Regions from separate parts of the Homo sapiens genome. Here region 1 is linked to region 2. Evidence: chromatin loops called from intact Hi-C (ENCODE). Cell type or tissue: dorsolateral prefrontal cortex. All regions are shown on one strand.

Region 1 (8,000 bases), 340 kb after region 2:
TAGTCAATAGTCATGCCTCATTTACCTGGCAGTGTCAGTGAATGAGGTGATGAAGTAACTGAAACTTTTAAGCACCAGCTTTTATTTTAACTGTTTCTGATGATTTGAAATCTTTCTAAAATGTGTTAACCATTTTCTTATTGACAGAAACCTTATAAACGGTGATTGTGACATTTTCTGTTCCCTCCCTTTGTTCTGCTCTTCTGATATCAGTTGTCCTTTTCCTTTATGTACCCTCTGGGCTTTCTTTTAATGTAAAACTTTATTAATTTTCTATTTCTAGTAATTTCTAAATAGCTTCTTTGTGTGGGGTGAATATATATATATATATATATGTGTATGATTATAAGTAAAAAGAACTTTATATTTGGATCTTATTAATAAAGTAAATCTGATCCAAAGTCTATAATTCTTCTAAGAGGACTTAAGGATTTAAGATATAAAATTTTTTTTTATCATGCTATCCATCTGAATCCAGTCATTCATAGGTTTTCATATACCTGTGCAGTATTGCCCAGTTTATCTTCTGTATGTTTGGTGTATTATACATTTTTCATTAACCTATCTTTTCTTAGCTTTACTGTGTATTTATCTCTCTTTTTTTTTTTTTTTTTTTTTTTGAGACGGAGTTTCGCTCTGTCGCCCAGGCTGAAGTGCAGTGGCACAATCTCGACTCACTGCAAGCTCCGCCTCCCGGGTTCACGCCATTCTCCTGCCTCAGCCTCCCGTGTAGCTGGGACTACAGGCGCGCGCCACCATGCCCGGCTAATTTTTGTATTTTTAGTAGAGACGGGGTTTCACCGTGTTAGCCAGGATGGTCTCGATCTCCTGACCTCGTGATCCGCCCGTCTCGGCCTCCCAAAGTGATGGGATTACAGGCGTGAGCCACTGCGCCCGGCCTCTTTTTTTTTTTTTTAAGACACAGTCTTGCCCTGTCACCCAGGCTGCAGTGCAGTGCTGCAATCTCGGCTCACTGCAACCTCCGCCTCCCGGGTTCAAGCGATTCTCCTGCCTCAGCCTCCCTAGTAGCTGGGATTACAGGCACATGCCACTACGCTTGGCTAATTTTTCTATTTTTGTAGCGATTGGGTTTGCCATGTTGGCCAGGCTGGTCTCAAACCCCTGGCCTCAAGTGAAATGCCCGCCTCGGCCTCCCAAAGTGCTGGGATTACAGTCAGGAGCCGCTGCGCCCGGCCACTATGTATTTGTGTCTTAGTTTGGAATATATTTTAAGCTTAAAGGTAATGAAACTACATTAACCCTTCTCCCCTGAGTATCTCATATTTTGGACTTTTCATTAAGGCCCTTTGTCCTAATAATTCTAAAGTTTCTTTCTACTCCCAGAATGTAAGTGGCCGTCTCTAGGATATTTAGTTGTATTGCTAATATATTGTTGTCTTTACATATTTTTTCCTATACCAAATCCGTGTGGAGTTTGTTCATGCTACAGAGTAGGACCCTCTGCGTATATGTATAAATGGATAGCAAAAGCCTGACCTAGCCTAACCCCCTATATGCATGTTACCTGCTGCCTGCAGTGCTTTACTGCCTCTGTACTGTGAAGAAATCTAAGCTTTGATACTGGGAAAGATTGCAACCTTCTGCACCCCTTACCCCACCCAAAACGGGAGCAGAAGAATGAAAATATTTCAAGAGAAGGGACTTACTGGAAAATTGTTAAGTTACCTGAAGTCATGATTCATTCAAATAAGAGCCTTTCTGATAAAGTAGAACCCAATAGCCCTAACCAGTCAAATCCATTTTCTTCTCAAACATTTCCCAGGTTCTGTTTTGTATAAGACAGTGTGAATACAAAAAAAAAAAAAAAAAAAAAAAATCAGACACAGGCCAATCTAGCATCTGAGGAGCGAGTCAGCATCTGAGGCCTCTTGTCTGCCCCAGTGCCAGAGCCCACATTCTCTAGCAAGATGGTCTCTTGGAAGAAAGCATAGAGCAGATGGGAAGTGTTGAAAAAGAGACAATCGGCCTGGGCGCAGTGGCTCACGCCTGTCATACCAGCACTTTGGGTGGCCAAGGTGGGAGGATCACTTGAGGCCAGGAGTTTGAGTCCAGCCTGGGCAACATAGTGAGACCTCACCTCTACAAAAATATTTTCAAATGAGCCAGGCAGGGTGGCATGCGCCTGTACCCCTAGCTACTTGGGAGGCTGAGGCAGGAGGATTTCTTGAGGCTGGGAGGCTGAGGTTGCAGTGAGCCATGATGGTACCACTGCACTCCAGCTTGACCAACAGAGTGAGACCCTGTCTCAAAAACCAAAAACCAAAACAAAAGCAAATGATTTTCTAATTTCATACCTACTGAGAACCAGATGAAACCTGTATATTCAAATGAAAATGGGCACAGGAATACAGGCAACAGACCTGAGAGAGCTTTACCACTCCTGAAACCCCATTCTAGATATTCAGACTGTAGATATGTAGTCGAAGGAGATGAAATGATATCGTAAGATATGAAAGGAAAACTTTGGAAGAGAGAGAAAATCATCGTCTCGAGTTGTGATTCAAAGGAGTCTGCACTCACAATTCTAACAATTAGGAACCGAAGCATCCTGATGCAAAGACAAAAGCACATCCTATGGAAAGATCCATAAATTAAAGAAGTTCCAAGGCAGCTTCAACAATCTAGCATTCATCGCAAGGTCACCCACACATTTAAGGAGTATAGTCAACTCTCATGGGACCAGCAAATCAAACTCTAGGACGTTGTTCTGCATGCTGGGGATCATCCAGCTGAAGAAGGATGTGATTTGCAAGAAATTCATCCTGTAGACCTTGGTGAAATGGAGACGGAATCTGCAGAAAGTACCTCTGAATCCCAGCTCTTGGGTTAACTTGCTATCACCCATCAGAGTCACACATGGGGACTTCAAGTTGCAAGTTGCAAATGATTTTTATTTGGAAGATGTTTAACTGAACCCTTGAAAGACTTTCCAGGCCAGGTGCCGTGGCTCACGCCTGTAATCCCAACACTTTGGGAGGCTGAGGTGGGCGGATTGCTTGAGCCCAGGAGTTCAAGACCAGCTTGGGCAATGGTAGCAAAACCCACCTCTACCAAAAACACAAAAAAATTAGCCGGGTATGTTGGCGTGCACCTGTAGTCCCAGCTACTCAGGAGGCTGAGCTGGGAGGATCAACTGAGCCCTGGAAGTTGAGGCTGCAGTGAGCCGTGATGATGACACTGCACTTCAGCCTGGGTGACAGAGTGAGACCCTGTCTCAAAAACAAAAAAAAAATCCCCAAAACCCAACTTTCCCGATATGAGCTCATTGATGCCACCTGGAGGCTACTGAGAGCAATTGCTTTCACCCAGCAAGGCGTGATGCCCCAAGCCTTTGTAACAGGTTTCTGTTCTGTGTGTTATGATGCTTTGCTATTCTTGCCTTGTTTTCTTAAGAAACATACATTTTATATATACATGGTGTTTGCGTGTTTTAAATGTTAAATATAACTAAATCCAAGAAAGACTGAACTTTTAATCTTACAACAAATTTAATTGCTTAATCCTTGTCATCCTCCAAGTTAACTTGACAAGTAAACTTTAACTGGTTTTTCAGAAGTATTTTTTAACACTAAATGGCCACTTGTCAGATTGCTTAGTTCCGAGTTTAACCATGTATTTGTAGAACCAATCTAGAGTCAATTTCTCTTTACTAGTGTCTGACAAAGTATTTTCACAAATGTGTACCATTAACATTTTCATCTTAATTCTTGGCCTTTTGTCAACATGTCAAGGTAGTTTTTTTCACTCCTACAGAGCATAAATAGTCAAAGATGGTAAATGAAACTATTAAAATTAATGAATTTTGGCCAGACACAGTGGCTTATGCCTGTAATCCCAGCACTTTGGGAGGCTGAGACAGGTGGATCCCTTCAGCCCAGGGGTTGGAGACCAGCCTGGGCAACATGGTGAAACCCCATCTCTACTAAAAATATAAAAAATAAGCCAGGCATGGTGGCATGCGTGCCTGTAGTCTCAGCTATTCAGGAGACTGAGTTAGGAGAATCCTCTGAGCCAAGAAGTTGAGTCTGCAATGAGCCGTGATCGTGCCAGTGCACCAGCCTGGGTGGCGGGGGTGAGACTCTGTCTCAAAAAATAAGAAGAAGAATGGTTTTTCTGTAAGTTACTCAGCCTTTGTTGAGTCAGGATCTCTCTCTGTCACCCAGGCTAGAGTGCAGTGGCACAGTCATAGCCCACTGCAGTCTCGAACTCTGGGGCTCAAGCGATCCTCCCACCTCATCCTCCTGAGTAGCTGGAACCACAGCTGTTGTCACCGCTCCTTGCTAAGTTTTTTTTTGTAGAGATGGGGTCTCCCCATGTTGCCAGGCTGGTCTTGAACTCTTGGGCTCAAGTGATCCTCCCACCTCGGCCTTCCAAAGACCTGGGATGTTATTCAGTCTTAATTTGATATCTGTAAATTGTCCTAGGTAGACTCTTATCTGTAATACTCCAAGAGGTAAGTCAATGGAAGGGATTTAGAAAGAAATTTTGTTTCCACAACAAGGTTATTTACCATGTGAAATTTTTGTAAATAGTAATGTGTACAGATACTCTGTTCAAATATTTCATTGTAAACTTCTTATTAAGTCAGTTATGTGTATATAATGAGATTACAAAACTAAAAAGAGGCCGGGCACGGTGGCTCACATCTGTAATCCCAGCATTTTGGGAGGCCGAGGCAGGTGGTTTTCCTGAGCTCAGGAGTTTGAGACCAGCCTGTACATCATGGTGAAACCCCGTCCCTACTAAAATACAAAAAATTAGCCAGGTGTGGTGGCACATGCCTATAGTCCCAGCTGCTTGGGAGGCTGAGACATGAGAATTGCTTGAATTTCGGAGGCGGAAGTTGCAGTGAGCTGAGATTGCACCACGGCACTCCAGCCTGGGTGACAGAGCAAGGCTCTGTCTGAAAAAAAAAAAAATCTAAAAAGAAAATAAATTTTATAATAATAAAACAGACATGGGATTACTCTGAGTAGGAACGTGAATGCAAGTACAGCAGAATGGGGGTAGGTGTTGCTTAGTTAGGTACAAGCTGTGGTCAGGAAATAAGAAAGAAAGAGAAAGAGAGAGAGAAATTGTGTAGGGAGGGATCCTGGAAACCCTTCTGAGAGATGACCGAAGGAGGCCTTTGAAGAGTAGAAGCCTAGTGTTCTTTTTTTTTTTTTTAAGACGGAGTTTTGCTCTTAATCCCCAGGCTGGAGTGCAATGATGTGGTCTCAGCTCACCGCAACCTCCACCCCCTGGGTTCAAGCGAATCTCGTGCCTCAGCCTCCCAAGTAGCTGGGATTACAGGCGTGCACCACCACGCCCGGCTAGTTTTGTATTTGTAGTAGAGACGGGGTTTTTCCCTGTTGGTCAGGCTGGTCTCCAACTCCCGACCCCAGGTGATCCGCCCACCTCGGCCTCCCAAAGTGTTGGGACGACAGGCATGAGCCACTGCGCCTGGCCCAGCCTAGTATTCTTAAACAGTGAAAGGATACTGAGGTGAGGAGGCAGGACAAGTGGTAACAGGTAACCAAAAATTGAGCAGAGCCTTTTGAATTCGTCTGTAACTCCATGATCTCAATGAGTTTCCACTTACAGATGCCCCAAGAGGTTCCTTCAGACACATCTAGTTATCGCTCTCCTTTGTCTGCAGTCATTTTCTGCTCCCTCTTGAAGAAGCACTGGCCAGAATACTTTGCCCTGACACTGTTTCTTCTATTATTTCTTTTCAAGGAGATCTCTTTGCTGCCACTTTCCTCATTAAGAATGGGGCCTTTGTCAACGCTGCTACACTGGGTGCCCAGGAGACACCACTGCACCTTGTGGCCTTGTACAGTTCAAAGAAACACTCAGCAGATGTGATGTCTGAGATGGCGCAGATTGCAGAGGCCCTTCTGCAGGCTGGTGCCAACCCCAACATGCAGGACAGCAAGGGGAGGTAAGCTGGGGAGCAGACACTGTGCCCTTAGCACTGTTCTCAGAAGATATCTTACAGTAGCATGTAATTGGCATACGGGGAGTTCATGTTCTTTAGTTTGGCATTATTCAGTCTTATTTTCATTAAAGTCACAGACATCGATGTGTAGTAGTAGTGTCACTACTAAAACCAGAGGCATTTGGGGAAAACATTTCTATCCTGGGTAACTGAAGTCTTCGAGGTTTTTTTTGTGTGTTGTTTGTTTGTTTTTAATTGTGTCAGCATCTCACTCTGTCACCCAGGCTGGAGCGCAGTGGTATGATCTTGGCTCACTGCAGCCTCTACCTCCTGAGCACAGGTGATCCTCTCACCTCAGCCTCCTGAGTAGGTGAGACTACAGGCACACGCCACCCCACTTGGCTGATTTTTGTATTTTGGTGGAGACAGGGTTTTGCCATGTTGTCCAGGCTGGCCTCGAACTCCTGAGCTCAAGCAATCTGCCCACCTCGGTCTCCCAAAGTGCTGGGATTACGGGCGTGAGCCAGTTTTCGAGCTTTTAAGCAATTTGTATCTCATGTTTGAAGGAACCAGAGTGGTCATCTAGTCCAGTGCCTCCAAGGAAACCTTGTAGCATTTCTTAGAGTTGCTTGGATAGTTTGAAGAACTATTGAGGTCTAATTGTTAGAAAATTCTAATTGTTAGAAAATTCTCTATATTAAACCCAATTTTACCTTCTCGTAAACACTCCCACTTTATCTGCACAGCTTGCTACCTTTGTCCATAGCACGGCCCTTTGCATATTTAACAATATTTATTGTGTTCATTTTGCCCCTTTCCAGAAATAGTTGAGGATTCCTTGTGGTAGGATCTGAGAAAAGGCTACTTGTCTTGGGACAGTGGTGTGAGGGGCTGTGAAGGATAGTTAAGTCACCTGAATCACTGACCACAGTTGGGACCCGCTTGTCATTAGAACATTCTCAGTATTTTATACCTTTGAAAAACCTCTCAAAAAAAAGATTTTTTGTAAAGTTTGGTTGTCAGACAGGAGAATGTATTTATGTGATAGATAAGTACGTAAATAAGATGTAGCTTCATGAAATCTCAGTATCATGTGATAATTACCTTATTTCCTAAAATAATTGCATCCCTTTCCCTGCTGTTGATTCTTTCATTTTTTTCCTCCAACGGCAATAAACTCGCAGTGTGTGTGTGTGTGTGTGTGTGTGTGTGTGTGTGTGTGTGTGTGTGTAGTAGATGCAGCCTTGGGCTCTGACTCAAAGTGTGTGTTTTTGGGGGGAGGTGGGGGGCGGGGTAGGTGCAGCCTTGGGCCCTGACTCACTGTGTGGGTGGGGGGTGGTGGGGGGGGTGGGTGGGTAGGTGCAGCCTTGGGCCCTGACTCGGGGGTGTGTGTGTGTGTGTGTTAGTGGTGGCTCTGCAGTGCCAGTCTCCTGCAGGGCTCCCGAGTGCTAAATGAAAGCAGTGAAAGGGGTTAAATGCCGCTTTCATCAGTTCTTTCCTGTTGCTGCTCTGAGTGTGTTTGAGAAGAATAGAAGATTATGGGGGAGAGTTTCCTTTTAGAATTGATGGAGAAGAGATGAGGGAAAATCTGCACACCTGTGGCAGAAACTGCTGTTCTCAAGAAAATCCTGTCTGTGCCTTCAGGAAGGGGTTGGGATTGAGTTGGGGAGTATTTGAGATCACTTCCTTGAGCTGATTCTTGTCCATTTTGGCCGCTGAATAATGGTCACATATAAGCAGATCCGTTTTCAGGTTTTGATACTGGGTCATGGTTTTAGAAGCCTTGTAGAAATGTGGGATTTCTTGCGGGTGGTGATTCTGCCTGGGATTCTGGTTGCGTCTTGCCGTGAGTCATCCTGAACAGGCCTGTCCTGAACTGACCCCTCTTCTTTTGGATCCCGCAGGACTCCTTTACATGTGTCCATCATGGCCGGGAATGAATATGTGTTCAGTCAGCTGCTGCAGTGCAAACAGTACGTAGGGAGACACGCACAAGTGAGAAGGCGGTTGTGAGGGGGGATTGTGAGTGAAAAATCATTCTTTTTAAACATCTTTAGTG
Region 2 (8,000 bases):
TACACGCCTGCAATCCCAGCTACTTGGGAGGCTGAGGCAGGAGAATGGCTTGAACCTGGGAGGCAGAAGTTGTGGTGAGCCGAGATCAGACCACTGTACTCCAGCCTGGGCAATAGAGCGAGACTCCATCTCAAAAGCCCTCAGCTCTTGGGGTGTCCAGCTGGGGTCTTCTGTTCTGGATTGTGGGGGTGACTGGCCAGGGCGGGCCAGTGGCTGGGTGTTGGAGGCTTCTTGATGCCACTGCTGCCATTTGGCCAGCCCCTTGCCTGGTTTAGAAGGGCTGGGGACAGGGCCTGGCCCCAGTGTGTGTCCTACCCTGCCCGCAGTCCCCTGCAGAGAGCTGTGACCTGCTGGGTGACATCCAGACCTGCATCAGGAAAAGTCTGGGAGAGAAGCCCCGCCGGAGCCGCACCAAGACCATCGGTGGGTCCTTGGTCACGAGAGGGACTAGAGTGGTGGGGTGGGGCCAGCGGTCCCCTATCCGGGCTCAACCCCTCCCTCTTGCAGACCCCCAGGAACCCCCGTGGGTAGAGGTGCTGGTGGAGATCTTGCTGGCCCTGTTGGCCCAGCCCAGCCACCTCATGCGCCAGGTGGCCCGGAGCGTGTTTGGCCACATCTGCTCCCACCTGACCCCGCGTGCCCTGCAGCTAATTCTGGATGTGAGTTGGGACCTTTGGGAGTGGAATGTGGGCTGGGGCTCACTGAGCAGCGAGCTGCACCAGGGGTGCCGCTTCAGCCTCCAGCCTCCCTGCCGGGAGCCTGCGGCCGGTGGGAGGGGTCTCAACGAGGCCTTGGCCTGGCCTGGCCGCCTCTCCTAGGCTCCGTTTTCTTCTGGGAAATGGAGGTCTTTGGTCAAGGCTGAGTGGGGCCTGGAGAGGAGGGCGGGGGCTGCAAATGGGTCAGTGGCTGGCACCCCTCCCCAGGTGCTGAACCCCGAGACCAGTGAGGATGAGAATGACCGTGTGGTGGTGACGGACGATTCTGATGAGCGGCGGCTGAAGGGTGCAGAGGTGTTGCCAGCATGGGCCGGGCGGGGGCGGTGGGGAGTGGGACGATCGGGGAGGTGTGTGACGCGCCTGCCTCTACCACACAGGACAAGAGCGAGGAAGGTGAGGACAACAGAAGCTCAGAGAGTGAAGAGGAGAGCGAGGGGGAGGAGAGCGAGGAGGAGGAGCGCGACGGGGACGTGGATCAGGGCTTCCGGGAACAGCTGATGACCGTGCTGCAGGCTGGGAAGGCGCTGGTGAGTGGGGGAGGTGGAGGGGGGGGCGGCCGGGGAGGGCTCGGGTGTCCCCATGTTGTGTGCCTGCCCGAGGCCTGGCTGACCGCTGGGCCTCTGTCCCTCAGGGTGGAGAGGACAGTGAGAACGAGGAGGAGCTGGGGGATGAGGCCATGATGGCCCTGGACCAGAGCCTCGCCAGCCTCTTTGCCGAGCAGAAGCTGCGTATCCAGGCCCGGCGAGACGAGAAGAACAAGCTGCAGAAGGAGAAGGCTCTGCGGCGCGACTTCCAGATCCGGGTGAGCCTGGGGGCGGGCCGCACCCACCCCCGCCTCCCTGTGCGCCCACCCCCGCCTCCCTGTGCGCCCACCCCCGTGTTGCTGACCTGCCCTCCTGGCTGCAGGTGCTGGACCTGGTGGAGGTGCTAGTGACCAAGCAGCCCGAGAATGCCCTGGTCCTGGAGCTGCTGGAGCCGCTGCTGAGCATCATCCGGCGCAGCCTGCGCAGCAGCAGCTCCAAACAGGAGCAGGACCTTCTGCACAAGACGGCGCGCATCTTCACGTGAGCACGGGGGTGCAGGGCGGGCAGGTGTGGCCGGCAGCCCCCAGGCGCAGGAGAGCCAGAGCTCTAGGCTTGCTGTCTGCACAGGAAGGAGAGAGCCAAGCTTCCAGCCTGGGCCCCTAGCTCGCAGGCTCACTGCTCAGCCCTAGAGGCACACGTCACTTAGTGATTCCCACAGTCCTTGCTTCATCCCCGCGTTCTCCCGACACAGTGCCAACAGTGCCCTGGAGCTGGGGTCCATCCCTGCCCTTGACAGTCTCAAGTGGGGCTGTGCCAACAGTGCCCTGGAGCTGGGGTCCATCCCTGCCCTTGACAGTCTCAAGTGGGGCTGTGCTGGGGTGGAGGGGGACAGTGGGTGCACCTGTGGCAGGGGACACCCAACCCAGTCCTCGGAGGTGTAGTGTGCATGGGAGTTTGTCAGGCTGGGAGGCCTTGGGCAGGGCAGAAAGGGAGGAAGAGCATCCTGACGGGAGCTGGTCAGACACGCAGCTGGAAGGTCAGGCAAGCAGCGAGGCCACAGACCCCCGCACCCTCGCAGGCCCTGACCCTAGCGGTGCTGGAGGCCACAGAGGCATTATCAGCAAGAGCAGTGGCGTGGGGAAGGGTCTGAGTCTGGTTTGCCTTTTCAGAAACGGCTGGCAGCGTGGAGAAGGGTTTGGGAGGGGCTGTGCTGGAGGCAGAGGGCCCAGGAGGGAGGCGGTGGCAGGCGTGGGAGAGACAGGCAGGCACCTGGTAGACCTGCCTTCAGAGCTCAGGTGCTGGGGAGGTGAAGGCCTGGGAGCTGGGGCGCTGCGTGGATAGTCAGGAGGGGTGGGGAGTGTGACTGGCAGTGCATTCTTCACAAACCCAGGCCCGCCCGGGCCACGCCTTCTCAGATAGTTCTGCCAGCGTGCGTGGACAGTGTCGTTTGTTGAGCATCCTGCCTCTTGCCCCCATTATATCCCCGGCCCTGCAGGGCCACAGAGGGTTCTAAGCACATGAACCCTTGTCTCGCTTTACAAAAGGCCTGAAGGCCACTGCCCCATGAGAGACAAGTGTAGACAGGAGGGGTGCCCCAGGCAGGCAGTTGGCCCTTGGTGCAGCCTCCACTCAGGGAGCTGTTCTGTTCTCCCCTGGAGCGCCCCTGTCACCCCAGCACTCTGAGCCCACACAGCTTCCAGGCAGCCTGCAGGCGGCCCTGGGCCCTCCTCTGTGGCCTGGGTCGCCTCTGTCGTCTTCTAGGTCTGTTTCCCCACTTATAAAGTGGGACTTGGGTTGGCTCTGCTTGGCGGAGCAGGGTGGACCGAGAATGTTCTGACCAGCTCTCGTCCTCACCACCCACAGGCACCACCTGTGCCGTGCCCGGCGCTACTGCCACGACTTGGGTGAGCGCGCAGGGGCCCTGCACGCCCAGGTGGAGCGGTTGGTGCAGCAGGCTGGCCGCCAGCCCGACTCCCCCACCGCCCTCTACCACTTCAACGCCTCTCTCTACCTGCTCCGGGTCTTGAAGGGCAACACTGCTGAGGGCTGCGTGCATGAGACACAGGAGAAGCAGAAAGCTGGCACTGACCCCAGCCACATGCCCACGGGCCCGCAGGTGAGCAGGGCCTGGCCCAGGAGCAGCCCCAGGCATTTCACAGCCAGGGAGTGGAGGCCGGGACTTCCCCAGGGCCCAACCCTCAGCCTTCTGATGAAGGTAGGCCAGGCTCTGCTCCCATCCCAGGGACCCCTCTCCTGGCCTCACCCAGCTCGCTCTCCCCTGGCCTAGGCTGCCAGCTGCTTGGACTTGAACCTGGTGACCCGGGTGTACTCGACAGCACTGAGCTCCTTCCTGACCAAGCGCAACAGCCCCCTCACAGTTCCCATGTTCCTCAGCCTCTTCTCCCGGCACCCGGTGAGTGTTGGGGCCTGCCCTGCTTCCTCATGGTCCCTGCTCAGCCCAGCCTGCACCTCACAGCCCTTGTCACTCCCCACCAGGTGCTCTGTCAGAGCCTGCTCCCCATCCTGGTCCAGCATATCACGGGCCCGGTGCGGCCCCGTCATCAGGTGAGAGACTTCCCAGCTCCCAGCCCAGGGCCTGTCTGAATTAACCCGCTTAACCCTCTTCTGACTGGATATTGTGAGGCCCCAGAGCGCTGTCCTGGTGAGCACGGGCACAGCTGTCCCTGCCCCACTGGCTTGGCTGTGGGTACATGGTCTCTGAAGGGGGTGGCCGTGCCCTGGCCCCTGCCACACAGTGAACACACAGGAGCTGAGGGGGCAGGGCCAGCCTCACTCCCGCAGCCACTGCTGCCCATCTGGCCACACACAGGATGCCCCTGGTAGTGTCTGCTCTGGTGCCAGGGCTGTTGGGGGCAGGCTGGAGGAAGATGGCACTAAGCCAATAATGGGCAGGAATTGTCCCAACCTGAGGTCCCACCTCTATCCAGCTGGGAGGCCTTGGTGTCCCCACCTGCACACAAAGGCACAGGAGCAGGTAGTCACAGAGCCCAGAGCAGCAGGCAGCCTCACACGCTGCCCACAGCAGTGCCCAGCGGGCCCCCGAGCCCTCATGCATCCCTGAGCCGTGAGCACCCAACGTGCCAAGGCTCCTGCCACCCACCTTTGCCCACCCACAGGCCTGCCTGCTGCTCCAGAAGACCCTGTCCATGCGGGAGGTGAGGTCGTGCTTTGAGGACCCCGAGTGGAAGCAGCTGATGGGCCAGGTCCTAGCAAAGGTCACCGAGGTAACAGCCGGGGGGCGCCCTTTCCCCACCCCCTCAGAATCAGTTCTCCGGGAGACCGATCTCTGGGAAAGAAGTGAGGATTGGAGCCTGAGTCCAGAGTCGGGAGAACTGGGGTTGTCCCAGGAGACGGTCCCTGCCTCTGGGCTTTACTTCCGGCTGGGAAACAGAAAGGCTTTGAGCAGCTCTCCGGAGTGCCTCAGCCTGGCCACCCTTCCCTAGAACTTGCGCGTGCTGGGGGAGGCGCAGACCAAGGCGCAGCATCAGCAGGCACTGTCCTCCCTGGAGCTGCTCAACGTTCTCTTCAGGACCTGCAAACATGAGGTGAGGCGGGGGCCCAGTCCGCGGTCGTGTTCGGGTTCCTCTTGGGGGCCTTGGGGCCTCCCGGCCAGCAGTGCCATGCCCGGGCTGGACTGCAGGGATGGGGGTCATGTGGGGAAACTTCTCAGTGCCTGGGCCAGGGCTCTGGGCTGCCATTTGGGCAGTTACCAAACCATGGATGGGTGAGTGACTTGGGAAGGGACTGTGCCACCCTGTCCTCCTCCTGCAGGGCGGGGTGAGAGGGGGTGGGGTGGCACTGCCACATCCCGTGAGAAAGCCGAGAAGGGGCTGGCAGGGCTGGAGACTGTGGAAGGGTTGGAGAAGATTCAGGGTGAGCAGCCAGGTTTCCAGGCCTGGTACAGGAGTGTGGGCAGCCATCAGGGCAGGGCTGGGAGGCAGCTGGAGGTGGCCATCTGGGTCCCCCGGTCTGGCCCAGAGGGCGGGGTTTGGGAATCTTCAGCATAGGTGCTAGTCAGCCCTTGTGGAGGGAGAGCTTGCCAAGGGGGTGCTGGCAGGCAGAGGCGGGGCCCGGGACGGGGCCTTACAAAACTGGCTGATAGTGAGGAAGCCAGGAGAGCAGGGCTCCCGGAAGCTGGCGGATTCCAACAATAACCCATTCAGGATGTGCAGGAAGGTGGCAGGGTTGGGTGGGGAAGCGCTTTGGCAGCCCCGCGGTGATGGAGTGCTGGGGAGTGGCCCTCTTGGAGGTGGGTGGGCCCGGGCCACTGCTGGAGGGGAGGACACCGAGACTCTGAGACCAGGCCTTTGGCTATGGGAAGGAGGAGAACCAACACCTGGGGCGCGTGTTTCCTCCCTCGGTAAGAGACACGGATGACTTAACAGGCAGAAGGAGAGGCTGAGGCCCAGGAAGGGGCAGGGGTCACTGGTGAGGCAGCAACAGGGCAGAGGTGGGAAGACTGGGAGCCCGCGAGAGGCCCCGCCCTCTGTGGCCCCACAGCTCTGCCTTCCCACCCTCTGCAGAAGCTGACCTTGGACCTGACGGTGCTCCTGGGTGTGCTGCAGGGGCAACAGCAGAGCCTACAGCAGGGGGCACACTCCACCGGCTCCAGCCGCCTGCACGACCTCTACTGGCAGGCCATGAAAACCCTGGGAGTCCAGTAGGTTCTGGGAGGGGGACACACACCTTGGGTAGGGGCTGGGAACACCCTCACGCTGCTGCACACACACACACGCTGCACACACGCTGCTGCACACGCACACTGCACACGCATGCTGCTGCACACACATGCACTCAAGCGCATTCTCAGATGTGGGAGCTGTAGGACCCTCACAGGACCCTCGCAGGAGCCTCGCAGGACCCTCGCAGGACCCAGGGGCCTCGCAGGACCCTCATAGGACCCTCACGGGACCCTCATAGGGGCCTCACAGAACCTAGGGGCCTCAGAGGACCCTCAGAATCCAGGTGGAGGTAGCAGTCGCGGTGGCGGTGGCTGCTGCCCTCGATGGGCACCTTCTAACCTTGCTCACTTCCCTTCAGGCGCCCCAAGTTGGAGAAGAAGGATGCCAAGGAGATCCCCAGTGCCACCCAGAGCCCCATCAGTAAGAAGCGGAAGAAAAAGGGATTCTTGCCAGAGACGAAGAAGCGCAAGAAACGCAAGTCAGAGGATGGCACGCCAGCGGAGGATGGCACACCTGCAGCCACCGGCGGGAGCCAGCCCCCCAGCATGGGCAGGAAGAAGAGGAACAGGACAAAGGCTAAGGTCCCAGCCCAGGCAAACGGGACGCCAACCACCAAGAGTCCAGCCCCTGGCGCCCCCACCCGGAGCCCCAGCACCCCTGCCAAATCCCCAAAACTGCAGAAGAAAAACCAGAAGCCGTCCCAGGTGAATGGAGCTCCCGGGTCCCCCACGGAACCTGCAGGCCAAAAGCAGCATCAGAAGGCTCTTCCCAAAAAGGGGGTCTTGGGCAAATCACCACTGTCCGCGCTGGCACGGAAAAAGGCAAGGCTGTCTTTGGTCATCAGGAGTCCCAGCCTGCTTCAGAGTGGGGCCAAGAAGAAAGCACAGGTGAGGAAGGCAGGGAAGCCCTGAGCACAGGTACGGGCCCCCCTCAGCCCCTGCCTCCATCTGCCTGAGACGCCTATTTTTTTTTTTTTTTTTTAAACCATGATTTTAATACGCAAGCTGTTTCTAAGGCGCTGCCACTGGGGAGGGTGGCTGTTGCCGCCTGCCCGGGCATCCTGCTCTGGCAAGCACAGCCTGAGCCATTCCTGCAGGGGTCCCAGGGTGCAGAGACCTCCCCACCCCCGGTTCTGGGCTGGGACCCTGGCTCCAGGGCCATGTCCAGGGCTCTGGTGTTTGCCTGGGTTGGTGCAGGTTGATGTGCTGGCTGCAGGCAGGTGTGACCATCTCTCGTGCCTGCCACCTCTTTGCCCCCAGGCTTTTTTGCTGTGAGGGAGCCACCAGGGGGTGATTTAAATAGGTTTATTTCTTCATTTACAAGAGGAATATATTTGGCTTCTCTCTTAAGACTCTGAGATTCACAATCAGCAGCTCTAAAAAATAAAGGAGCAGTTTGGCTTCCGGAAGGAAGAGGAGGCAACACTCGGACCTGGTTCTTGTACAACAAGAAAACATCGCTGGGGCCCCGCTGAGGCTGGAGTGGGGGTGGAGGCTGGTCTTTGGAGGATGCCACCCCCACCCCATCCTCTTGTCAGGCCCTCGGGGTACCCCAGAGCTTGGTGGGTGAGTATTCCACCTGCTTACACACCACTGAAGCCACAGCCAGCCAGTAACTAAGGGGCAAGAAGAGCATTGTCCAAGCTGGCTCTTGGGGGGTCCCCCATTGGCCACAAGGCCTCACCCCCCACCCCACCCCCGCACCAGAACCACCTTGATTGCAGCAGAAGTGCAGGGAGTGGGTGACGCAGGGGGCTAAGCTCCCCCAAAGCGGGTTGGGGCTGGTGTGAAGTTGGCAGCTGCATCCTGGTGTGTGCATGGATGGGAGGTGGGTGATCGAAGGCCTGGCCCCCCCCTGGGGTCACTTGGTGGAATGCCAGCAGCCAGTGTTTGGGTAGGGGCCGCCTCTCCCGGGGCCTCAGCCTCAGCTCTGGGGCAGGAAGCTTTGTGGATAGCTGCTTCCTCCAGCAGCCGGAGCCCTGGCTACTGCCCCATGGATTCTGGGAATGGTCTCCTGGGCCCTGCCCCTGGAAAAGGCTCAGCTCAGCCTCGGGGAAG

The links. Peaks named below come from ENCODE experiments on the same cell type or tissue, not always from the same donor. Only the 100,000 strongest peaks of a DNase experiment are listed, where the experiment ranks them.
Region 1: it touches region 2 in a loop (2.0-fold over the local background); 3 of 110 quality-filtered maps call a loop at or near these places.

Annotation. Positions count from the first base shown.
Region 1 is chr17:4,195,317-4,203,316 of GRCh38, reverse strand. ANKFY1 (ankyrin repeat and FYVE domain containing 1) reads left to right here. Exons shown (of 25, transcript NM_001330063.2): 8 at 5,740-5,944; 9 at 7,846-7,914. It also overlaps the pseudogene LOC100420060. Among named protein-coding and RNA genes, the nearest start is that of CYB5D2, 56 kb to the right of the region's middle. In dorsolateral prefrontal cortex, CTCF peaks have their summits at 3,093 and 3,293 (motif pointing left); a DNase peak (open chromatin) is centred at 3,321.
Region 2 is chr17:4,538,269-4,546,268 of GRCh38, reverse strand. It overlaps SPNS2 (SPNS lysolipid transporter 2, sphingosine-1-phosphate), which reads right to left. Exons shown (of 13, transcript NM_001124758.3): 13 at 7,234-8,000. MYBBP1A (MYB binding protein 1a) reads left to right here. Exons shown (of 26, transcript NM_014520.4): 14 at 327-423; 15 at 508-659; 16 at 924-1,010; 17 at 1,094-1,243; 18 at 1,348-1,518; 19 at 1,623-1,780; 20 at 3,104-3,356; 21 at 3,528-3,653; 22 at 3,737-3,805; 23 at 4,378-4,485; 24 at 4,705-4,806; 25 at 5,785-5,921; 26 at 6,302-7,365. The coding sequence ends at 6,854. Among named protein-coding and RNA genes, the nearest start is that of MYBBP1A, 13 kb to the left of the region's middle. In dorsolateral prefrontal cortex, a CTCF peak has its summit at 4,525; DNase peaks (open chromatin) are centred at 4,568 and 4,743; H3K4me3 peaks cover 4,241 bases; H3K27ac peaks cover 7,490 bases.